Linked DNA regions of Homo sapiens: regions 1, 2, 3, 5 and 6 are each linked to region 4. The links are chromatin loops, found by intact Hi-C in ENCODE. Cell type or tissue: mammary epithelial cell. All regions are shown on one strand. Region 1 has its middle 17 kb from the start of MRPL33. Region 2 overlaps BABAM2 (BRISC and BRCA1 A complex member 2). Region 3 has its middle 12 kb from the start of LINC01460. Region 4 overlaps BABAM2 (BRISC and BRCA1 A complex member 2). Region 5 overlaps RBKS (ribokinase). Region 6 overlaps BABAM2 (BRISC and BRCA1 A complex member 2).

Region 1 (4,000 bases), 200 kb before region 4:
TTTTTTGCACACCACATTCTATACCTGTTTGGAAACCAAAGGCTGAGTCTGAAAGAGGGTCAGGGACTGGGCTGGGAAGGGAAGGCTGCAGGAGAGACTCAGGAAGAGGGAGTGAGGTCAATGAACACAGCAACCGCCAGTTTTTCCAAGACTGAGACCTTTTATCGTGGAGTCAGATGTGGGGAGAGGGGGCCAGGCGTCAGCTAGCTGTGGGATCACGGGCAAGTCTTGGAGGTGCCTCTTCCAGCTTCAAATCTCTGTGTACTTTGGGGAGGCAGGGGGTTTGCTTCCCAGGTGCAGGCTTGCACCTGCCTCTTTCTGGATTGCATCAGAGCTGCTCAGGACTCATTTCCCCACCCCCACAGGCGCCTACAGCTCCCTCCCCCTCCCATAACTTATTAGCTACAGATAACATCCCTTTGTTCTCCCAGTGACTCCACACCCACAGAAGGAGAGGGGGATGAAGAAATCTGCCAGGAGGGTGCCTCCCGCCAGTATCTGATGAAGGTAAGAGGTAAGAGGCTGCCCGTTTACTGCTTGTGCCTTCCAGGGAAGCTTCTTCCCCAGGGCCACTACCCGTTTCGGGAGGCGTTTCTGGGCTAGGCTTCCTGGCAGGGGAGGCTCTCAGGCACTGGGGCCGCTGAGGGTATGTGGTGAAGCGCTTGGCTTGGAAATCTTTGCCTTAGGGACTCATTAAGAATTTTTTCAGGGAATCCTCGTCGGGTGTCTTCCAATGGCTTCCCACCAGGTTACAGTCAGGCCGAAACTTCTTTTTTTTTTTTTGAGATGGAGTCTCGCTCTGTCGCCCAGGCTGGAGTGCAGTGGCGCGATCTCGGCTCACTGCAAGCTCCGCCTCCCAGGTTCACAGCATTCTCCTGCCTCAGCCACCCGCGTGCCCGGCATGGCCCAAACTTCTTAGCCTTTTTTGCCAGTCCTTTTCCCAGACCCACTGAGCTCCAGTTACATAGAACCACGTGCGATTTCCTTGAAAATATTATGCATTTTCATGCTTCCGTGACTACTTTGCATATGCTGTTTCCTTTGCCTGGAGTGCCCCCTACCACTTCTCTTCTTAAAGAACTCCTATTCATCCTTCAAGACCCTACTCAAAAGTCAGGTTCTTTTTCAAAGCCTTGCTTGACTTCTCAGACAGGGTGGGATGCTCTGTGCTCTAGGCACAGGGTTCCTTCCCTGGCTCATCTGGGATTAGGGTAATTATTAGAATTTACATGTTTATCTTCCTTCTAGTTGTTCCTCCAGGGCAGGGACTGTCATTCACCTTTGCAAATGTGGTGTACAGCACAGTGCCAGGCCCTCGTAATTCCTCAGCCAGTATTTGTGGCAGGATAAACACAATTTCTTCTGGATTTATTGTAATTTTGAGTAGCATTAAGAGAATGCTTTTGTCTCTGTGGACATTCCCTGGCCTCCAGTGGCATCTCTCCAGACAAAGGTCACATATTTGTGAATCTGTATATTCACACAGCATCAGCATGTCACTTCTCAGGTATTTTACATCTGATTTATTTATTTTACACATTAACCCTATGGGTGGTTGTTATTGTTGCCATCATAAAATAAAGAGATCGAGATGCTAAGAGATTAAGTACCATGTTCAAGGTATCAGCACTTGGATGGCAGAGCTGGGACCTGAAACCAGGTATTCTGGCTGCAAAATCTTTTATCTACATCTGAGTTTCTGAGTAAGTGGTCTTTGAATCAGTAGGTCAGCGTCCCCTGGGGACTTGTTAGACAACCCAAAACTCCAAGGGTGGGGCCCAGCAATCTGTTTCAACCAGCCCTGCAGGTCATTCTATCCTCAAGTTAACACTGGCCTGTGCCACAGCTGCTCCAGTAGCTGTCCACAGCCATGGGAGGGCGCTCCAAGGCCGACTTTCACCACTGGGAACCTGTCAGGCACAGCAGAAGGCAAGAAAATGCATGAACTGGGAATTAGGCGGCAGAGTTCTAGTCCTGCCAGTTCTGCAATTATTGGTTGAGTGATTTGGAGCACATTATTTAATGTTTAACCTCCCTGGGCCTCAGTTTTCTCATCTGTAAAATGAGGATGATGACTAAATGTTCTCATCTCTAATTTCCCTTTAAATTCTGTTATTCAGCTCTCCTTTGGAGTAATATGTTGTCTGTGCCAAGGATGGAATGAAAACAGAGTATGATGGCTCATCTTGACTTTTTCCTTACTTACAAATGGAGAGCCCCAAAGTCCAAATCCTTGGACCAGCTATCCCCCAACTTCCTCCTTAGGGGCAGAAGGTGAGAGCAAGCAAACATTTGAGTTGATTCATGAAACTTTACTGGGCAAAGAATAGAAAATGTTGGTTTGGACCCTCCTTCACTATCTGGGGCCCCTCCACATGAGCTCCTTCACCGATCCGTCTCCTTCAGCTGCTTCCCCACTGTGACTCTACCAGCCCCTCTCTATCCCCCCTTCAAGCCTGAGCACTTTCCCTGCACCCCCACCTGGAGTTGCCCAATTCACATGCTCTTGTTTATTCACTGCTCTTCTGAGGAAGGGTGGGGTTGGTGTCAGGGTGACTTACTAGGTTTGACAGGGGCTTGGTGGCCTCATGGGGAGCCCCTCAGACGCTGGCTTCACATGGCCCCTCCTGCTGGCTTCACATGGACCCAACGGCCCTCCCTGGAGCCCACCTCACAGTGGATGGGACTGTACCTACTGGGCACTGGTGGGGCCCAGCATTCAGCTGACGGCTGAAAAAACCTCCGGTCTACATTGGGCTAAAAGGGAGGAAGAATGTTTCTTGCCCTTTTGAGATGTTTGCAAAAATCCCCAAAAAGCAATTGTGTTGTCAGAGTACAGCCTTGAATCAGAAAGGTGGTTAGAAGAATTTTAATCACCCAGGAGCTTGGCATCAACATAAGAACATGGCTGATACTCAAGTCCAGAGAGACTAGGAGAACTGGGGAGTTTCAGAAGTTGGTCAAAGAACGTGTTGCCTTTGGCAAAACCACACGTGTCAAACAATCCGAGTGTCTAATCAATCTGTATCGCTCTCAGAGAGACTTTCAGCACAAGGTTTCAGAAGCCAGGAAAAGCCTAATAATGTAGGACATCAGGTGTCCCCAGCAACCCTGGGGTGAAAAGCCAAAGAAGGTGGTTCTTAAACAAGGGCTTGGCCAGGCCCAGTGGCTCACACCTGTAATCCCAGCACTTTGGGAGGCCAAGACGGGCAGATCATGAGGTCATGAGATCGAGACCATCCTGGCTAAAACGGTGAAACCCCGTCTCTACTAAAAATACAAAAAATTAGGTGGGCATGGTGGCGGGCGCCTGTAGTCCCAGCTACTCGGGAGGCTGAGGCAGGAGAATGGTGTGAACCCGGGAGGCGGAGCTTGCAGTGAGCCGAGATCGCGCCATTGCACTCCAGCCTGGGTGACAGAGCGAGACTCCGTCTCAAAACAAACAAACAAACAAACAACAAGGGCTCTGGGAAGACCGGAAGCCAATGTCGACTCCTCCTCAGTTGAAGGTCACCGAGGCTGCATTTCTCAGCTGCAAGTGACCAGGGAAGCTGACCACCCCTTAGATGATCAGTGGAACAACATGTTGATAAGAATATGTGTGTAAAGTTGTGTGCAGTTACGGTTTCTGTGCCTTTTAAATCAATACACATTGTCTCAACCTAGTACCCTGGAGTCCCATGTCAACACCTTCTGCTGATGGCTGCTTTCTTGACCCATTCTGAGCACCCCAAAGTGGGCCTGGTAATTGAGTTCAACCGGGAACCTGCTGACCTGCCTCAGCAGTCTTGGAACTTCCCAGGATCCCAGGGGGCTTGGAAGCCTGGGGACCACCCAGGCGTGGATTAGGATTCCTGGACTGCTCCAGCATGGGCCCCTCTCCCTCCCCACAGTCAGCACCTGTCCCATCTCAGCCTGAAATTGGCCTGCTTTCCTCCAAGACTTGGATCGAAAGACTCTTCTGCACATGTTCAAAATGTATTTCAACTCCTTAGAGTCT
Region 2 (4,000 bases), 320 kb after region 4:
CCTTGGCCTCTTTGTTGACCCTTCTTGCTTTTTCTCCTTGACCTCCTCATCTTTCTTGCACCATTTCTTAAAAGCTGTCTTCAGCTTCACTGTCTAACCGAGCACTCCCACCTGAATAACACTTGATCCAAATAACGTAATTATGAGATCTGTTATCTTGAATGGTTCCTTAATTGTCATATGTATTTGCTTCATTATTCTGCTTAATTTGCTTACTGAGGTCCAGGACTAAATCTAAACCATGTTTTGTTTTGTTTTTTGAGACAGAATCTCATTCTGTTGTCAGGACCAGAATGCAGTGGTGCGATCTTGGCTCACTGCAGCCTTAACCTCCTAGACTCAGGCAATCCTCCCACCTCAACCCCCTATGCCAGTAGCTGGGACTACAGGTGCACCCACCATGCCCAGCTAATTTTTTGTGTTTTTAGTAGAGACAGGGTTTTGCCATGTTGCCCAGGCTTCTAAACCATGTTTTAACTCTTTGTTATGCACAGCGCCTGGCCCGGTGTTAGGCACTAGACAAGAGCTCAGTAACCACTTGCTGAAATGGGAGAGCTGAGTGGTCAGAGCACCTTGAAGTCTGTGTAGCACTTGCATGTACAGTGTCCCTTTTCATCGTCACAGCCCTGAGAGGTAAATGGTGTGACTCTTCCCATTTTGCAAATGAGAAAAGAGAAACTTAGGAGAGGTTATGTAACATCAACTTTGTGGGCTGAGGCTGAGTGAAGACCTCGCAGAAGAGACCAGACCCAGCATGCTCCAGTAGCTCCACTGCAGGGGGTGGCTGCTTACGAGGACAGAGAGCAGAATTCAGACGACTCCAGCTGACCTACTTGGTGCAAGTCAAGTGAATACTAGTCGGGAGGGATTAGATGACTCAGCCTCTGCCTTCGTTGGAGTCAGGAAGTAGGCTTTGCAGTCCATTTCCTGGGGAATTTTCAGATGGACCAGTGATTTCATTTTCCTCTTCTAAAGCACCCCCATGCACAGGGAAAGGTTGTTCACGTGGCCATTTGGATGAAGCCAACGGATCTGATGTCTTAAAGGAGAAGCTGAAACAGCAGTGGAAACTTTCTAGGCCTGTTGGTATTAGTAATTTCATTCCTGGCCAAACATGAATGAGAAATCCTTCTAGTCCACTTTGACTGAGGCTAGAGTGTGGATTAACAGTGCTTTGATATTTCAGTATTGCTGCCCAGGTTGTGAAGGTATAAGCCTCATGCAGGTCACCTGCTCTTGCCTCCATTGTACCTATTGCCTAACTGGGATAGGCCTGGGGTGGGGCTGCTGAGAGCTGACAATGCCAGGCCAGGAAAGGCAAGCTAAAGACCAGCAGGCAGGCCTCGGGGTTGGAAAGCTACACAGTAAACGGGTGGAGTACCAAAGCTTAGTTGTGTGTCTAGAGAATTCAGGGTGTGGTGAGTGATCAGCTCCTGGAAGAGCAAAGATTAGTATTTAATACATATGCATTTATTAGCGTGGCTGGGTCTCTCGTCAAAAATGTCATAATTTCACAGATCAGGATTTTAAAGCAAATAGAATTATTGATATATATCTCTTCCAACAGCCAATAAACATCCCGCAGAGAGGACAGCTTACGCATGGGCTCACACAAAGAAAATTGCAGAGTCTTTGCTTAAGCTACAGCCTGAAATATTAAAATTCTGATTTTCATGCGCTGTTAGAAATAGTTTTCAAAGAATTCCTTCCTCCAGCCCCATCACAACCCCTGCCCATGTGAGAGGTTAGGAGTAAATCATATGTTTTTTAAAACATTTGCTGAAACCTCCTCCCTTTTCCAAGTCTACCAAATTTTTATCTCAAAAAAAAAAAAAAGAAAGAAAGAAAAAAATGGGACTAATATGACAACAAGATTTTTACCTTCACAGTAAATAGTACAATTTAGCTGAGTAACTTGTGGAAGCTTGTTAGGTTGAAGTGACTCACTTGCGTAGATGAAGTTATTTTTAGAGATGTAATTTGTACTGTTTAGAAAAGAATAAAGAGATGGTAAAAGGCTAGATCGCTCATTATAGTTTACAGAGCTCATGAACCCAGCATCCATGCAAAAGATGACTAAGCAAGGGGTCGGTTGGTACTTTCTCTCAGAATTTTACAGATGTGAGTCATCCACTTTAGTCTGCAGACACAGCACCGAGATACCTGTGACTCAGCTCTCATTTAGAAAAAGCCCTAGAATTCAATTCTGATACACTTTTATAGTTAAGTAGTGAGGAAATTACATACTGAAGCAAAATATGCCTTTGTAACGCGCAGCCGTGGGATGTTTTTAGCAAAGACTGATTTATCTTCATCTCTGGCCTTTGAAAGAATCGACCTGTGATCCACGCTGGGTAACGTGCCCATTGAGCCTGCTGGTACACATCACAGTGCCCACCTTCTTCGTGTTTGGCTCACAACCCAAGTACTAAATTGTCCTCAATAGAAATCTCAGCCTCACCCTTTCTACACTTGGATGCCCCAGCACTAAGGCCCACTTCCTTTAACCAAATACATGTACATATATGTGTTCGTATATATGAAAATCTTCTGCCTAAAATATTAAAATTCTAGTTTTCATAAGCTGGCAGAAATAGCTTGCAAAGGCTTCATCTCCTTCACTCTTTACGTATGTTAGGGGTTAGAAGGAATAAAATCATGTTTTCCTACAGTATTCTCATATTTTTAGTAAACCCTGCACAAAACATACATACAGATGATGAGCATTATCTTTACACATTAGCAGACGGCAGAGTGAGCCCATGTTCTCTGTGCAGGGCCATTGCTTTGTTCTGAGGCGCAGGGCTCTGCTGGCCTAGTGACCCTCCCCGTGCAGCCTCATGCTTGGCTATCTCCCTCGTCACTGACACACACTGATGACATAGCCTGTTTGGAGTTAAGCCTCAGAACGTAACCTGTCCATTTATTCATTTATTTTTAGACAGAGTCTGGCTCCATCGCCCAGGCTGGAGTGCAGTGGGGCGACCTCGGCTCACTGCAACCTCTGCCTCCTGGGTTCAAGCGATTCTCCTGCCTCAGCTTCCCGAGTAGCTGGGACTACAGGTGCCCGCCACCACACCTAGCTAATTTTTGTATTTTTAGTGCAGACAGGTTTCACCATGTTGGCCAGGCTGGTCTCAAACTCCTGACCTCAAGTGATCCTCCAGCCTCATCCTCCCAAAGTGCTGGGATTACAGACGTGAGCCACTGTTCCCGGCCCATAATCTGTCCTTTTAAATATATGGAAAGTGGTCCCTTGTAGTTTGCAGACACATCAATAGATTATTCATAACCAACAAAGGATTTTGTTTATTATATTTGCCAAAGAAACATGGACATGGTTGCAAAAGCAAATACTTCACAAAGATGTATAATGAAAAGCAAGAGTACCCCGCCCCATGCCTGCCCTTTCACAGCTGCTTTTAACCACTTCTGGTGCTTCACGGTTGCCTCCGTAACCAGCTGACTGTTTTGTTCCTCACCTGCTATGTCTGTAGCACTATTACCAAGAGCGTTCGGGCATGCAGAGGTTAAAGTCTGGTCCTATTGTTAAGGAGAAAAGCCTTGTGTACCTTCAAGTCAACTCAGCAAACATTTGAGTATCTACTATGGACCAACGTCTAGGTTAAGCCATGTGGTCACAGAAATGGATAGCTACACTAAGGAGTTTGTACTCGGGTAAGGGAGACAGGCATGCAAACACTGCGTGGAAAATGCCATAATACATGTGTAGAAACCCCCTCAGAAGGGTTTTACACATATGTCCTAGAGCTCAGTCTTGGAAGTGCAATTAGAAATCTGGTAGGTAGATAAAGAGGAAAGGATGTCCAAGGCAGAGAGAACAGTGTATTCGTGGGCTGATGCAATCCATTCCAAATATTGGGAATAATTCATAAAATCTGATTTTTAGGATAAGTGAGTTAAGGAAATAATGTGGAGATGAGACAGGAAAGAAATGCACCTAGTTATAAAGACCCTTTTATATACACCGTTCAAAATA
Region 3 (4,000 bases), 250 kb before region 4:
TCTCAGCATCACCATAACATGACCACTGTTAAAATTCTGTTTATTTCAGTTGGGCATTGAGGTTTCATTGTATTGTACAGGAAAGAACACTATTCTACCAGTACTAGATGGAGTTAGCCCTTTCGGGAAATATGACACAATTCCCAACAAACATTGAAGCCGTTAGCCACAGCCTGAGGATCTGTTGCTTTACCACTGAAGTGCTGCCACCTCCCAGACAGGGTGTGACAAGTGGCCAGCAGCTGTGGATGCCTTCCTGAGAGAGTGGGAGCCAGAGGGAAGCCTGCCAGCCCTGTGGCAATCAAAAGCCAGAATCAAAGCCTCTGCAGGGGAGCGGGAGCCGCGTTCCCATACAGGGTTTAGTCCAACCAGATTCTTGACTGCTGGGAAATGATAAAACTCCTTGACCTTTGAGGAGTGGGTCCAGCATCAAACTGGTAGTCTTCTTGTGACAGGCCACTCTGATTCTGAGATTCCTCACTTAATGTGGGCGTTGAGAACAATTTTCAGGATTTCACCGCTGCTCTCTGAGAAGACTTTGCCCTCCTTTGGTTTTAGAGGTTTGGCACATCATAGTCCAGGGTGGAACCAAGACTTCTATTCAGTAGGATTCTGGAAATCTGCCCCCACCCCCACCATAGGACCTGGCATTGATGAGGCAGGTTGGAGGGCTCAGCATGTGATTGCAGTGTTTTCCATCAAGGGTACCTCTGCCTTCTTTATTCCCCTAGCCCATTTTAATTTCTCCATGTGGAAGTTTTAGGATCTATGCCTTTGCATTGCCCACTGCCCTAATCTAAGCTCCCTTCACCTCATGACTCCACAGGTCTCCCTCTCATCTCTGCCTTATCAACTCTCCTCCACATATGTCAAACACATCCCTGAGCAGAGTCCCTTGCTCTGAAATCTCAAAAGGTTTTCCAGTGTCCAAAGTGTGAGGGTCCAAATTCCTTTGAGGCTTTAAAAGCCTTATCATAGGGTTCCTGTGCTTTTCTATCATCATGACCCCACACCTGCCCTTGTCCCTCCCTTTCTTCCACCCGATGAGGCATACCTGCTACTCTAGAAATAACAGGTTATTTGCCCCAAACACACCTTTGCTTTTTCCTCTCCCTATATTTTCTATCAAGCCTTTCTGCATAGGCCTCAGTTTCCTTGTCTATTAAATAGAGAAAATAATACCTACCCAACAGTATTGTTGCAGAGATTAAGTAACAAATATAAACTTTTAGCCATGTCCAACACATAATCACCTCCCCCCACCCCATGTAGTTATTATGAGTGTCATTGTGGTCTTCCTTGCTCATGTTTGGTAAGTAAGGTACTACTTTTTTTCTTTTTAAGACTTTATTTTTTAGAGCAGTTTTAGGTTCACAGAAAAATTGAGCAGAAAATACAGAGATTTGCCATTGTCCCCACTCCTCTCATACACAGCCTCCCCCATTATCAACATTCCCCACCAGAGTGGTAAATTTGTTACAACTGATGAACTTATATTGACACATCGATATCACCTGAAGTCCACAGTTTACATTAGGGCTCACTCTTGATATTGTACATTCTCTGGGTTTGGAGAGATGTGTAACGTCATGTATCCATTATAGTATACAGACAAACATGGTTTCATTGCCCTAAAAATCTCTCTGTGCTCCACCCATTCCTCCCTCCCTCCCCCAGGCCCGACTCATTTTTAACACAATCAGCTTGCCCCAAACTACCTTCAGGAGGCCTCCCTGATTGCAGAGACTATCACTAATCCCTCCTTCCCCACTAGCGCTACAGCACTTTATTTCTACTTCTATTACAGCCCTTACTCCAACGGCTTGATATTCATTACTGATATGTGTGTTTGGGTTACTTACGTTTGTCACTTACAAGTTCTTGAGGACAGGAACTACATTATCTTGTACCCCATCCATGGCACCTAGCAGTTCACAAATTGGTGCTCAGTTAGTTAACTGTTGGTTTCAATGGGTGGAGGGCTGAAGGGCAGGTCCTAGCCCCAGCCCTTCCTATCCTTGGGTTTTTCTGTCAGAGAAGGGATACCTTCTAGCCACTTTTAGTTCCAGGACCTTGCTCCAGACAAGCTGGATAGTCTAGGAACTGACCATTTTAGCAAGTTTAATCCAGAGGGCTGGATTTATGTCCTACTTGGGGCAAAACCAGGCATGAACTACTCCTTCCCATCAAGGAGCGCTGCACTCCAGCAGCTGGCTTTAATTTGGATTTTCCAGGACCAGCTGCATTTAGCTGGGGTTGGTTGGGTTTCCTCAGGTCTGCCTTTATCACGCACACCCCGTCAGAAGTTAATGCAACCACGGCAGGGAGTGACCACAAGGGGGCAGTATAGACCCATTACAATGCGGTCAGCTTGCACAAGGGGCTGAAAGAAGATAAAGGTTTCAAAGCAGAAGAAAGAGTAAGAATCAGAAAAAAAGGAGGATTGTGAAAAAGTTAGGAGCAGCAAGCTAGTTTCGCTCACAGACATTCCTGGACCCAAGACCTGGCAGCAGAAAGTTAGCCAGAGACACCGGTCAGGCCCAAATGGTGCTCCCAACTCTCCTCCAAAACTGCCTTTTCCAGTGCTTAATTTCACTTAGAGAAAGTCGCTCTCCATTTATAATGCCAATATTCTATGGAGGACTTTGGGCATTGCATATTTATTCCTTACACACTATATTTCAGCTTTACAGTTTACAGAGGATTTTTTTCACACTTGTTAAAAAAAAAAATCCGAATCCCCTATTAGACTTAAAAGGTAAAAACAGATGTTAATTACCTCTGTTTAAAGAAACTGAGGCACTGGGCAGGGTGGCTAACACCTGTAATCCCAGCATTTTGGGAGGCTGGGGCAGGTGGATCGCCTGAGGTCAGGAGTTCGAGACCAGCCTGGCCAATATGGTGAAACCCCGTCTCTACAAAAAATACAAAAATTAGCCAGGCATGGTGACCCCTGCCTGTAGTCCCAGCTACTCAGGCTGAAGCAGGAGAATCACTTGAACCCAGGAAGTGGAGGTTGCAGTGAGCCCAGATTGCATCATTGCACTCCAGCCTGGGCATTGCAGCGAAACTCCATCTCAAAAAACAAAAACAAAAACAAAAAAAACCTGAGGCTAGACACATGAAGTGACTTGCTCAAAGGCACACCGAGTTTGTGGTGGAACTACATCTAGATGTGAGTTTCTTTCATTTCTGTTCCTTTGCTTAGTCCTTCTAGTTTTCAATTGTTTATGTCTGTAAGCTTAGTGAGTTTTTAAGAGCAAGGACTATATCTGATTCATCTTTATATCCCTGAATGGTGCCCCTTAATCTTTAGGGCTATGGCTGGGTGTGTTGTATAACACCTTCTCCAGAGTTAGAGTCCATGATCTATCTCTTATCCTCCATGATTCAATAATTTTGTGATTTTGAGGCACGGCCCTAACAAAGACAGTGGTGGCTATGAGTGATCCTACTGGCTGAGCATTTCAACAAGGGCAGCCACTTGGCTGCATCCTTCGTAATACAGAGAGGTTGTGAGACAGTTTTCCAAAGTATACACGAGTGTCCCTGGTGTCACGAGAGTCGACTTTAGGGGATGAGGATGAAAATGTTTAATTTTAGTAGCTACACATATAAATACATATAAACAGTATAAATGTAATATGTCACATTACATATACATATTAAAATATATATGTACATTTTAATATATATGTACACATATATACACACATATGTATTGCAGCTTAGAATGAAGTTAACTTTTTTATGTCAACAGATTTTAGGGTACAGGTAAGTATTTGGTTACATGGGTAAATTTTTTTTTTTAAGAGAGATGGGGTCTCAATATATTGCCCAAGCTGGCCTTGAACTCCTGGGCTTGAGAACCACCCACCTTAGCCTCCCAAAGTGCTGGGATTACAGGTGTGAGCCACCACACCCGTCACATGGGTAAGTTCTTTAGTGGTGATTTCTAAAGAGATTTTAGTGTACCCATCACCTGAGCAGTGTACACTGT
Region 4 (4,000 bases):
AGGTCTGCTTCAGGGGAAACAATTGTGTATTGAAATTAAAAAGCAAGACTTCTGTCTGATATAAACAGCCTAATTCTTCATAGAATAATTCTTTTAATACTGTTCCCAGGCTGCTGTCAAACCTCCAATTTATTGAAATCTTTCTTCACATTCCAGAGTTAGGCAAGATAATTAACTTTTGATTCTTTAGCCAGTTCTATATTGGCACGTGAAAAAGAAAACCAGTAGTGGCTCTACCCTTCACACTTCTCTCTCTCTCTTTTTTTGAAACAAGGTCCTGCTGTGTCGCTCAGGCTGGAGTGCAGTGGTATAATCTTGGCTCACTGCAGACTCGAACTCCTGAGTTTAGGTGATCCTCCTGAGTAGCTAGGACTACAGGTGTGTGCCACTATGTCTGGCTAATTTTTTATTTTTTAATTTTCTTTGAGACAGAGGCTTGCTCTGTCGCCCAGGCTGGAGTGCAGTGTTACAATCATGGCTTACTGCAGCCTTGAACTCCTGGGCTCAAGCAGATCCTCCTACCCCAGGCTCCCAAGTAGCTGGGGTGGGAGGAGCCTGAGCTCCTCGCCTGGCTAATTTTTTTACTTTGTATAGAGACAGGGTCTACCTGTGTTGCCCAGGATGGTCTTGAATTCTTGGGCTCAAGTGATCCTCCTGCCTTGGCCTACCACAGTGCTGGGATTACAGGCATGAACCACCGTAGTGACAGAGTCTCTATATGTTGCCCAGGCTGGTTTCGAATTCTTGGGCTCAAGTGATCCTCCCTCCTCGGCTTCCCAAAGTGCTGGGATTATAGGCATGAACCACCGCACTGGGCCCACACTTCTCTTTTGATACCATCTACATTAATATCATTACCAACGATCTCACCAAAAAAAAAAAAAATATTTCTTTTTTTCTGCCTTTGGCTACAGGGCTAGCTCGTAAAAGGAAGGGAACAAAATGTTTAAGTATGATCATGTTTTTAGTGATGGAAAATTAAAACCATTAAAAAATAAACAATGAAAAATATGGCAAAATAAGAAGGTGAATGCCAGAAGATTAAGGAAGTTCTAGAGAGTTTTGCAGATGTGGGATTTCAGATGAAGACCAGATACATCTAATTTGTGAGGGGAATAAAGAGACAGGTAAGAGAGATGGGTGGGAATAGAGCTAGCCTGAGGAGAAAGAGAAGGAGATTAAAAACAAAATTCGTATCCAGTCTGAATAAAATTTGTTTCATCCCTCCTTGGCCCTTAGAAATTAGAGTCTTTTCATATTATTGTCTTTCTATTTGGTAAGCTGTGTTTGATAGCGGTGCACAAACTTGGGCACAGAAGCCTGAGTTTGTGGGGTTGCATTCAGTGTATAGAAAAGTTACAACTCATTTCTAGTTAGTTCTTCCTTTGTACTTATGCCTAAACCTCTCCATCTGGAGAAATGCCAGCTTGCCACTAAATTTAAATAAATAAGAACATGTCTCATCAATAGGGGCGGCAAATTTAGCCCCTCTTTAGAGCACTGAGCAATTTATGACCATATGTTAAATACCATAAAACAGCTTTAAAGATTTGGTCGCTGGCCATTGCCAGATTGCACCGTAGGAGTGCAGCAGCACTGTGAGGGACTGGGAATGCTTCCTCCGGCCCTTGGAGGCCTCAGCAACTCACTGATGTCACAGCCAAAGAGGGCTGTTTTCAAACATTCCCTTTATAAAGGTGAAATACTAAAAGATTCCATTTTGGCATTTGGGAGCAAAGAAGGCAAGACTTCTTTTTGATTCTTAAGGGTCAAAATTAGTATGGAAAGTGTTGTGTGGGAGAATGAGTAACTTGGCAGCAGTGAGTACAGAAGGCAAGTCTAGAAATAGGTAATAGATATCCTACTCATCCTTTTTCTTGGAGCATGAACTGGACTTTTATGTGGCATAAGCCGACCAAATATCACGTTTCTCAATCAATTTCTTTTTGCCAACTTTCGTCGAATTAATATTAATGTTAAAAACAATTTTTAAAATTTCATGCCAAAGCATTGCCAATTGTAAGGCTTTCTTTTCTTCCAGAAATATGACTCACTATTTGGTGAACTCCAAATATTAGTTTTTCTTCTTACCACCATGACAGCCTGTGAATCATTTATGGCATTCAGTGGGCTCGTGGCTGAGAGAATGAAGGTGTGTGCCAGCAAACATGTGATTTTTGGTCAAGTAGTGCTCTGGGACCTTCGATGGGCTTTTAACACATGTGAGGAAACCAGTGGTTCAGGCAGGGGGCAGTATTATTAAATAGTAATAGACACCAAAAAGCTTTGTACAAGATTTTTCAGACTGCTCTCTCAGAAATGTAACTCTTCCTACAAAGGAAGATGATGAAATTTGGCTGTCAAAGGTCCAGGATTCCTAGCCTTCTTGAATCTGTAGTTGCCAGCCCAAGGGCTGATTTCCTGTCAGTTCCTGTGTGGTTTGCACTACATCCTCTTTGCAACAGATCAGTATTTTAGGTCATCCATCATAACTGCTCTCCTGTAAGTTCTTGGCAATTTGATCTCAGTTTGCAGAAGGCAGCTGGCATACTTTGCTAGGAAGTGCAGCTGGAGAGCTCCTGTCTCACTCTTCCTAAGGCCAGGAAGCACACTATTGTTACTCATTGCTGCTTTCTTCCTTTAAAGAACAAAAAACTTCAAACTTTGGCAAATTCTAAAGTTACTAGGTAGCAATTTGAAATTACTCTGATCGTTTTGTTGGTCTAGGGCAAAAACTTGAGTGATCTTTTATATCATTTGTAAATCTTGTCTGGTTTTTCCATAACACAGATATGTGCATTAGTGGAAGTTTCCTCCCCATTGCAAATGAAGTTATGCTTGTCTTCAGAGTCACACGGGAATTTTTAGTTTTATTTTGTTTTAGGCTTTGATTGTCAAGGACAGTAACATGGCCTAATTTCTTCTCTGTGTTTTATTCCCTTAACATTGAGATTTTTCTATTCCTAATATCAGCATTGGGTAAGACTATTTACCTTGGGTATGACTTGAATATTTGCACTGGATTTTCAAACTATACGAACAGAGATAGTTAAAGCACTTTTTTTGGACTATTTAATGTTAAAATAAAAGTATCGTTTTAGTGTTTCTGATTTCTCATTCCATAATGGGTGACCTATGTTGTGAGATTTAGAAAAATGAGCAATTTTCCTCCTTTCTTATGACTCACAGGTCACATTTTGGCAACATGTTTTTTTTTTCCTGTAGAATGGTGATTACCTTTACCCCAGTTCACCTAAGAGAGGAACCTGTTTATAAAGAGGATACAACCTCATGCATGAATTATTTTAAATGGTATTCTTAATAATCTATGATGGCACAGATCTTTTATACTTCTGAGTTGTCTTCTTTTCATCTTTACGAAAACCATATCTTCTGTAGAGTTAAACAAGATTATTAATGTAGCTCTTGGTTTCTTTTATGTTCTGGTTCCTAACATAAATGAAGGGAAAGGAAAGATAAGTTGTGCTGCTTTATAGAAAAATAGTAAACTTTTTGAAGGCCAAATTTATGTCAGATTTATGGGTATCAAGCAATAACATCATAGAAACACCCCAAATCCTGATAGTGCGCTAAGGATGGCATGAAGGAAGAAATTTTTGGATTTGAGATATGAAAGAATTTGATGTCCAGATTATTTCTATCAAACCAAATCTTTAGTCTCTAAAATAATATATTGTTAAATTCTAGGAGCAAGAATCCTCTGTGATTTCCAAGATCTGTTGCCGATGACCCACACAGTAGACAATCAGGAAATGTTTATTAAATGAGTGATACAAAGGCACTAAAAGATGATGTCTTATGTGGAAATTCTTAATTGGAAGGACACTAGGTAATTTTGGGAATCTTCCAGTGGGATAAGGAAGTATCTAAAGATTTGAAAAGCAGCAGCATAGTTTCTGCATTAAAGAAAGTAAAAGATAATTATGAAGGTTATATAGAGCAGGTTGACATACATATTTAGAAAGAACTCAGAAAAAGA
Region 5 (4,000 bases), 160 kb before region 4:
GCAGGGGTACAAAGGAATCAAAGGTTTCAGGAAAGAATATTTCAGATGAACAGTCGGAGAGTCTGACCTGGATCAGGAAAGAAGAGAGGTCAGGAGGGGGTCAACAGGCAAGGAGAAAGTACAGGGAACTAAGACAACTGGGAACGGCGTAGAAGAGTTGAAAGCCAGGGGCTGCTCAGAGAGGAGGATGTGAGGTTTTACCGGAGAACTGAAGTGGTTCCAAGGAGGTACTAGCAATGTCCTGGAGGTTGTCATGGGAGTGGGAGGCTGCAGTGGAGTGGAGGTGAAGAGTCACCAGAATAGAGGGCATCTAGGAGCTATGAGACTTGGTAATGGTTCATCCTCATGGCACTGAAGTCATCCCACATCATGACAGCATTGGGACAGAGAGAAAAATGGTCATGTAGGCGCCCAAGTCCTAGATAAACAGACATGGAGCAGGAAAGGAAGTTGGGGGGTATGTAGCCATACAGTTTCAGCTGCTATGAATATAATGGGTCCTAAATCAGTATCTTTAGCCCAGACTCTCCTCTGTCTTTGGATTTGTGTATCTAACCACCCGTGAGCCTGCTTAACCTGGCTCATGTCTCTTGCAGGCAACTCTAACTCAACACGGCCGAAATGAACTCAAAACTCTGCCTTAACATGGACCTCTTCTTATCTTTTCAGCTTGTGGCACCTCCACACTGAAAACCTGGGGGTCTCCTGGGCATCTCCTTCCCATATACTTCATCAATCACCAGTTGTCGAGTTTAAATCCTAAATGTTTCTCAAATCTGTCCTCTTGTCTCCACTCCTACCCCCACTGCCCCAGTAATGTTCACATCACCTCACAGGGTCACATTAACTTCCAAGCCAGTCTCCCTGCCTCCGGTCTGGACCCTTCCAGCCCATCCTCTACACTACTGCAAATCTGTCCACGTGGCCCCCGTGGCATCAACTTCTTAACATGGCACACGAGGTTCCCTAAACCACTTTTCCAGTTTCATCTCTTACTTCCTCCTATTCACTTAAGGAACTTACTTCTTCCTATTCACTTACGGGTCTCAGTACATGGAGACACCTCGGCTTGGACTTTTCCCTAGACTAACTCCTATACTCATTTTTGGAGACTCAGCTTGGGTATTAACTTGGCCATCACATATTTATTGCCTAGCACTATGTTCAAAGCACTGTGCTGTCCCGGAAACCACCAGTCTCAGGCCCTCTGGCTGCCCCCTGCCCTCCCCTTGAGGGTAGCACGCCTGTCTTCATCACCTCCCTGTCCTGAGACCTAGTGCAAGGCCTGGACCATAGCTGAGGTAGGCACTGACCGAACCAAGAACTGTCAGGAGGATGGGTGCTGAGCGATGAGGTGAGGAGCACACACTGTCCCAGGAACGCCCTGTAGGAGGATGACAATGGAACAGATGCATGAAAGTTCTGGTTTGCCAAATTCCAGTTGATAGAAAAGGGGACAAGTTGGAGGAAATGATGGGTATGAAGTGTAGCTGGGAAAAACCCCCAAGTGATGAAAGTCTCCAAGGTAAGATCTTGTCAGGCAGCTCTAACAGATTCCAGACAATCTTGCAAGAATGACGTCACTACCAAGCTTCACTTGTTAGGAATCCGTACCCACGCTGAATGAGTCACTACCCAAACTGCCGAGGGACCCTAACAGTTACAGCGCGTGCATTCCTCCCCGATGTCTTCATGCATTCCATCTCACAAGTAGATGCCACTTTCTTCTCTTTTCAAAACCTCTCCCTACACAAAGCTATTCAGAGCCTACACTGTGGACATGAATTCCTCAGCCATGCTTGTGGTTTTAGAAGCCAGGGAAAAGCAAATGGGATGAAACATGACTAAATCATAAGTCAATGCATTATTTCTTAAAAAAGAATATTGCCAGGGGTTCAGGAAAGGGAGAGAGGGCAAATGTAAACCACCAGGGTCTCTGTTACCTCCCACCACCATACTGGGGCCACCAGATTCCACCAACAGGGTCAGCCTTGCTGGCTACACTGGGTTTAGGTCAGAATTTCTTCAAGGGAGAGTGTTTCAAGGAGGGCTGCGCCAGCTGCTGAGATGGCTCATACTTAGGCTGGCCCAGGGGCCAGGCTTGCTCTGCGCTCTCTTCCAAGTTCTAAAAATGGGGCTTCTGCCTTGTTCTTGCCTGCAGGAGGCTGAGGCGTGAGTATCTAGCTGACTGGGCCTGGGAACGTAAAAGTCATTCTTTGTCCTCCAAGGGTTAATCACTGACAGGCAGGAGATATGGGTGTCATATGTACCTGGTTTTAAGTCCTGCCTCTGCCCCTTGTTGTTAGGTGTCTTTTTTTTTTTTTTTTTTTTTGAGATCGGCTCTTGCTCTGTCACCCAGGTTGGGTTACAGTGGCGCGATCACGGCTCACTGCAGCCTCAACCTCCTGGGCCCAAGCAATCCTCCCACTTCAGCCTCCTGAGTAGCTGGGACTACAGGTGCAAGCCACCACTCCTGGCCAGCTCTGTCATCTTTTAAGAATGGTAAATTCACTGTCTTTTCACTGGCAATAAAGGTCTTGTGTCATTTTTATTTCTATTCATACAACTGGAAAATGTTTTTTTCAACTGGGACAATGCAGTAAATGGTTTGGATTTCAGACAGACCTGGGTTTAAGTCCTAATTTCACCACTTACTAGCTGTGTGACCTCTGGCAAGTCACTCAGCTTTTCTGTGGGTTTATTTATCTGTACAATGGGAACTTACCTCATAGGGCCATTGTGAAGACTGAATTAAGTAATGTATGTGAAAAGGCTTAGCACAGTGCTTGGCACAGAGCAGGTGTTCAACAAAGGTGAGGCAGACAAAGATGGTATTATCTCAGTGGCCCCTTAAGTTGCTCAAGTTTTTGGCAGAGAAAGCCCATGACCTAGGTCAGAGGGGGCCAGACAAGGCTTCTAAGAAACAAAGTAGGTCACCATCCTAGGGCACAATCCATAGGATTGTGAGACAAGGGGTTTATGCTGTGACTGGCTTTATGTTTCCAGCTCACAGTAGAAGGATAAAGGCATCCAGGAATGCACTTGGAGCCAGGAAGAGGTGAAGGCCAGTGTCCTGTGGCCCTTGTTTATGAGGGATGCCAGGCTCCAGAGAGTTCCAGCCATGGTCAACATTGTGTGCTGGGGTCTCTGAAATCCATTCCCCATGCTTTCATTTGGGGAGGACGTGCAGAGGGAGAACACTGAGAGAGGCGTCTGGACAGAGGCCTAGAGCTGGGGCGGGTAAGGCTGCAGGACAGGATGGGAACAGGGTTACTGCTGGCAGGGACAGCCTGCACTTCCTCAGTAATGCCAACTTGATGGAGCATTCCACTGTCTACCACAGCTAGCCGGCCACTGGGCAGAGGGCTGCCACCCATGGAGAGGAGATGTAGCAGAGGCTGGAGGACGGGGCAGGCAGGCTGAACAGATGGTGCAGGAACAGTGTGATTTTGGAGGACGTCTCTAGCAGGGCAGTGCTGGAACCTGAGGTCAGGGCCTATCCTGATTAATGATGGATATAGGGCCACCTGACCTACTTACTCCATGTCATCAACCTCGCCACTCAGAGTGAACAGAAGGGCCCTGCCTACAGCCTTCATTTCATCCAGGGCATGCATTCCCAACTGGGGCTATATCTCCCCGAAAGGGGTCAAAATCCATTCTTGGTGGCAGTGCGTGAAAAAAATCTTAGATATTACACAAATGCTCTCCAAAGGGCCACAGTATACACACACACACACACACACACACACACACACACACACACACAAGCGGTCCCAACTTATGATGGTTCGACTTATAATTTTTCAAGTTTATGACAGTGTGAAAGTGATACATATTCAGTACAAACTGTAATATAATGTTTGGTAGGTGTGTTAGGCAGTTCTTGCATTGCTATAAAGAAATACCTGAGGCTGGCTAATTTATAAAGAAAAGAGATTTAACTGGCTCATGGTTTTGCAGGTGTACAAGCATGGTGCTGGCACCTGCGTGGTTTCTG
Region 6 (4,000 bases), 340 kb after region 4:
TAGTATAAAACAACTGAAGTCAAAGTATATGTGAATAGGCTTTTTTTTTTGAGACGGAGTTTTTCTCTTGTTGCTCAAGCCGGAGTCCAGTGGCGCTGTCTCGGCTCACTGCAACATCTCTCTCCAGAGTTCAAGAGATTCTCCTGTCTCAGCCTTCTGAGTAGCTGGGATTACAGGTACGCACCACTATGCCCAGCTAATTTTTTGTATTTTTAGTAGAGACGGGGTTTCACCATGTTGGCCGGGCTGGTCTCGAACTCCTCACCTCAGGTAATCTGCCTGCCTCAGCCTCCCAAAGTACTGGGATTACAGGAGTGAGCCACCGCGCCCAGCCACGAATAGGCCTTTTTAAAAAATTAATCAGAAGAGGCGCGGTGGTTCACGCCTGTAATCCCAGCACTTTGGGAGGCCAAGGTGGGTGGATCATCTGAGGTCAGGAGTTCAAGACCAGCCTGACCAACATGGTGAAATTTGATCTCTACTAAAAATATAAAAAATTAGCCGAACGTGGTGGCAGGCGCCTGTAATCCCGGCTACTTGGGAGACTGAGGCACGAGAATTGCCTGAACCCAGGAGGCAGAGGTTGCAGTGAGCTGAGATCGTGCCATTGCACTCCATCCAGCCTGGGCGACAGAGCGAGACCCTGTCTCAAAAATAAATAAATAAATAAATATTAATCAGAAGAAATGGAAGTAGTAATGAGAAAAGATACAAAGTTAATTTTAGAAAGCAATATTTGTGCAGAGTGACTGAAAACGTTACAGATCATGCTTTGCAATATGCAGGGACTCAAAAGCGATTTCTGAATTGAATTATTGATTTTAATCAGTCTTTCGTATTGTTCCTCTATACTATGAACTCTCTGCTTTGGCACCAACAGACATGTATTCAGACTGCCCTATTGTGGTACTTGAAAAATGTGACTAAAGAGTGGACATTCAAAATCGTGCCCTTTTCTCTGACTGTCGTGTGATTCATCTGTAGAAACCCCCTGCAGCACTGAGTCAGTCATCATCAGAGTCAAGTGCACTCCGAGTCTAAGAGGCCCTCCCAACTGGATGGTTTTTTGATTCTCGGGAGTTTTTTGGCTTCTCCTTAAAAGTCTGCTGCGGACCTAAGTTTTCCTTCAAGAAATCATATTGAGTGCTGAGAGTACCTAGTCCAAGTTGAATGTCACCCCAGACTAGAATAGTGATAGATGTATAATTATCTAGCATGTATTTTTATTTATTTATTTATTTTTAAGACGGAGTCTCACTCTGTTGCCCAGGCTGGAGTGCAGTGGCGCGATCACAGCTCACTGCAGCATCCGCCTCCCGGATTCAAGCGATTCTTCTGCCTCAGACTCCCGGGTAGCTGGGATTATAGGTGCTTGCCACCACGCCTTGCTAATTTTTGTATTTTTAGTAGAGATGAGGTTTCACCATGTTGGCCAGGCTGGTCTTGAACTCCTGACCTCAGGTAATCCACCCACCTCCGCCTCCCAGAGTGCTGGGATTACAGGTGTGAGCCACTGTGCCTGGCCTAATTATCTGGTATGTATTTTTAAATATATCTTCCTCATGTAGCTAAAAAGACGAACCTTATACATACTTCATAATGACAACTTTAGCTTCCTAAATTGTGACATAGTGAATGAGTCGTAAGCAGGTTATGCCAGTGTCCTCTGGAGTAGGAGAAGGCAATGTGGGGCATAGTAGGAGCCGAATGTTTGAATCATGGGACTAGATTTGAGTCTTGCCCCTGCCTGACTATGACATGAGCAAGTTAATATACCTCTTAGAGTCTCTGGTTTGCTCACCTGTTAAATGCAAATGTTGAAGATAATGTCTCTGTCATGGAGTTCTAAGTAACAAATCAGATAACGTGTATAAAGATACCCTGTAAATCTAGAAAATTCTATACTTGTTTTTCTTATTATTTTTATGCTGTTCCTATTCTTTGTCCTAGAAGTGGATAACATTCATACACATATACGTTATATACCTTTAAGAATGTGTTATTGAAACAGTCTGTGTTTTTAATGATGATTTGCCTCAACTAATAACAAGTCAGTTTACTTTTAAAAATTGAGTTAAAGAACCCCAAAATGAAAGATAAAGCATATAACACATGTTAACAGCAAGGATTGGAATTAGCCTGTACTATCACAGCAAACATATTTAGTGCTCAGAGTAGTACCTTATGCGTTCCATTAAGGAACTCCCACTGATTTAGGAGATATAAATATATGTGGTAATGCATATGGAAAAAACTGAAACTGCTGAGTATCAAAATTCACTGCTTGATTGGAAGTAGAGTGATAACTTCATTTTTCCTGGTAGTCTGGTTGCCATATCCTATAAAGTAGAAAGATTATCACCTGCACTCTTACCGCTTCTCCAAATGCATTCTTGAAAAACAGCCTCTGTCCCACTGCCTCCATCAAATTATAGATGTGGAATACATTGCCCAACCCTTGAAGAGTTTATGTTATAATAGACACTTAAAACAGATAGAAAGAGAACTCTGCTATGGAATATTGATCCCGGGAAGTGCTAGAGAGGAATGTCAGATGGTTGCAGGCACCCAAGCATCCTTCCCTAAGCTTCTGTGACCATTTCAAAGCATTCTTACAGCACCTACACATCATGCCTTCTATTGGTGACATTTTCACCCACGTGTGATTTGCCTCTAGATTATAAACTCCTCGAAGATGGAGAAGTCACTTTGTATTTCTTGGTGCCTCTCTATACACCACACCTTTCATCCAAACTGCAAGCAGTATTTGTGGTTCAAATAGAGTTTCGTACCTAACATTCGGATTTAGTCAAAAAAAAAAATCTTAAGATGTGTTTATGCTCTAACTTTCTTTTTCTTTCTTCTGTCTTTGCAGTTGACCTGCCTCTGTTTTTCCCTCGAGACCAGCCAACTCTCACATTTCAGTCCGTTTATCACTTTACCAACAGTGGACAGCTTTACTCCCAGGCCCAAAAAAATTATCCGTACAGCCCCAGATGGGATGGAAATGAAATGGCCAAAAGAGCAAAGTAAGTGAATCTGTCGTTATTTCCAACAGGTAAGAGCATTTTGTTTATCTAGTCCAGGGGTTGGCAAGCTACTGCTTGCAGGTTAGTTCCTGCCCTGTGCATGTTTTTGTAAATAAAGTTTTATAGAAACACAGCAACACCCATTTCTTTACTTATTATCTGTGGCCGCTTTAATGCTACAGTGGCAGAGTGAGTAGTTGCAACAGAGACTGGATGGCCTAGAAAACAAAAAATATTTACTGTTTGGCCCTTTGTAGCTTCATCAGGAAGAAGCTGATCTACATCTGAAAGTGTTTCCTTTTTCTACTGTTTCTGTTGGTCTCTAAAATTAGCCATGACAGCTTTTGTTTTTTTTCATGGAATGTAGAATTTATCAGAAAACTACCTCTCTATTTAGAGTAGAGGATAAATACTAAATAGGAATTCGAGTTGTGGGTAAATGGCATAAATGATGAAAATGTTGGCAGCTACTTTTTATAGTTTTTTAAAAAATGGAAAATTTCAGGTGGCAGTAAACAAACAATTTTTGCTTAGTAGTCAACACCTGGAGCCGGTAGCTACTCTTTCATATGGAAATGAATCTCTGAATTCTATACCTCATTGCGTCTCTGCAGTGTATACCATAGCTGTTGCCCAAAGTAGGACCTGTGTATTTCTTGGTCAAATAAACAGCTACACAAATAGCTTAGGGCTATTAGAATAGATATGGAAGTAGGATTTCATAGAGGTCGAAGTTAGCTAAAGTTTGGAGTTTAGAGGTACAACTATTGCTCATGAACCTCTCAGTGTGGAAGGCCTCACTTCAGTCATACAGAATAGGTAAATATAGAAATATGCTGAGTGTTTTTTATATTTAAGACTTTGGTGTCTGGAACATCAGTCTTCATAAACCATGACCTCCTAGATTGAAGAAGCAGTGGATCAAAATCATAGTTTCCAAAAATAAATCGAAGAGTGCATGTGGTTATAAC

Evidence for each region. Hi-C counts contacts between places; a loop is a spot of excess contacts. Peaks named below come from ENCODE experiments on the same cell type or tissue, not always from the same donor. Only the 100,000 strongest peaks of a DNase experiment are listed, where the experiment ranks them.
Region 1: it touches region 4 in a loop (7-fold over the local background); 7 of 110 quality-filtered maps call a loop at or near these places.
Region 2: a loop joins it to region 4, with 12 times the contacts of the local background. A loop is called at or near these places in 5 of 110 quality-filtered maps.
Region 3: it touches region 4 in a loop (5-fold over the local background); 11 of 110 quality-filtered maps call a loop at or near these places.
Region 5: a loop joins it to region 4, with 8 times the contacts of the local background. A loop is called at or near these places in 3 of 110 quality-filtered maps.
Region 6: it touches region 4 in a loop (4-fold over the local background); 2 of 110 quality-filtered maps call a loop at or near these places.

Annotation. Positions count from the first base shown.
Region 1 is chr2:27,752,441-27,756,440 of GRCh38, forward strand. No RefSeq gene overlaps it. Among named protein-coding and RNA genes, the nearest start is that of MRPL33, 17 kb to the right of the region's middle. RefSeq lists an enhancer at 180-798. In mammary epithelial cell, CTCF peaks have their summits at 1,058 and 1,876; DNase peaks (open chromatin) are centred at 461 and 1,881; H3K4me3 peaks cover 1,083 bases; H3K27ac peaks cover 1,480 bases.
Region 2 is chr2:28,274,186-28,278,185 of GRCh38, forward strand. All of the region lies in intron 10 of BABAM2 (BRISC and BRCA1 A complex member 2), which reads left to right. It overlaps LOC124907745 (a long non-coding RNA gene), which reads right to left. Exons shown (of 2, transcript XR_007086254.1): 1 at 1-4,000. Among named protein-coding and RNA genes, the nearest start is that of BABAM2-AS2, 34 kb to the right of the region's middle. RefSeq lists enhancers at 543-652, 1,251-2,450. In mammary epithelial cell, no CTCF peak of the experiment used is centred here; DNase peaks (open chromatin) are centred at 936 and 2,096; H3K27ac peaks cover 2,679 bases.
Region 3 is chr2:27,701,602-27,705,601 of GRCh38, forward strand. No RefSeq gene overlaps it. Among named protein-coding and RNA genes, the nearest start is that of LINC01460, 12 kb to the right of the region's middle. RefSeq lists a silencer at 2,295-2,364. In mammary epithelial cell, a CTCF peak has its summit at 2,338 (motif pointing right); a DNase peak (open chromatin) is centred at 2,320; H3K27ac peaks cover 668 bases.
Region 4 is chr2:27,952,774-27,956,773 of GRCh38, forward strand. The region is part of intron 3 of BABAM2 (BRISC and BRCA1 A complex member 2); the gene reads left to right. Among named protein-coding and RNA genes, the nearest start is that of MIR4263, 42 kb to the right of the region's middle. In mammary epithelial cell, a CTCF peak has its summit at 2,243; DNase peaks (open chromatin) are centred at 2,178 and 2,288; H3K27ac peaks cover 3,370 bases.
Region 5 is chr2:27,797,739-27,801,738 of GRCh38, forward strand. All of the region lies in intron 7 of RBKS (ribokinase), which reads right to left. Among named protein-coding and RNA genes, the nearest start is that of MRPL33, 28 kb to the left of the region's middle. RefSeq lists enhancers at 764-1,729, 910-2,109. In mammary epithelial cell, a CTCF peak has its summit at 2,144; DNase peaks (open chromatin) are centred at 1,703 and 2,103; H3K27ac peaks cover 2,585 bases.
Region 6 is chr2:28,295,463-28,299,462 of GRCh38, forward strand. It overlaps BABAM2 (BRISC and BRCA1 A complex member 2), which reads left to right. Exons shown (of 12, transcript NM_199191.3): 11 at 2,876-3,029. Among named protein-coding and RNA genes, the nearest start is that of BABAM2-AS2, 13 kb to the right of the region's middle. In mammary epithelial cell, no CTCF peak of the experiment used is centred here; a DNase peak (open chromatin) is centred at 1,679.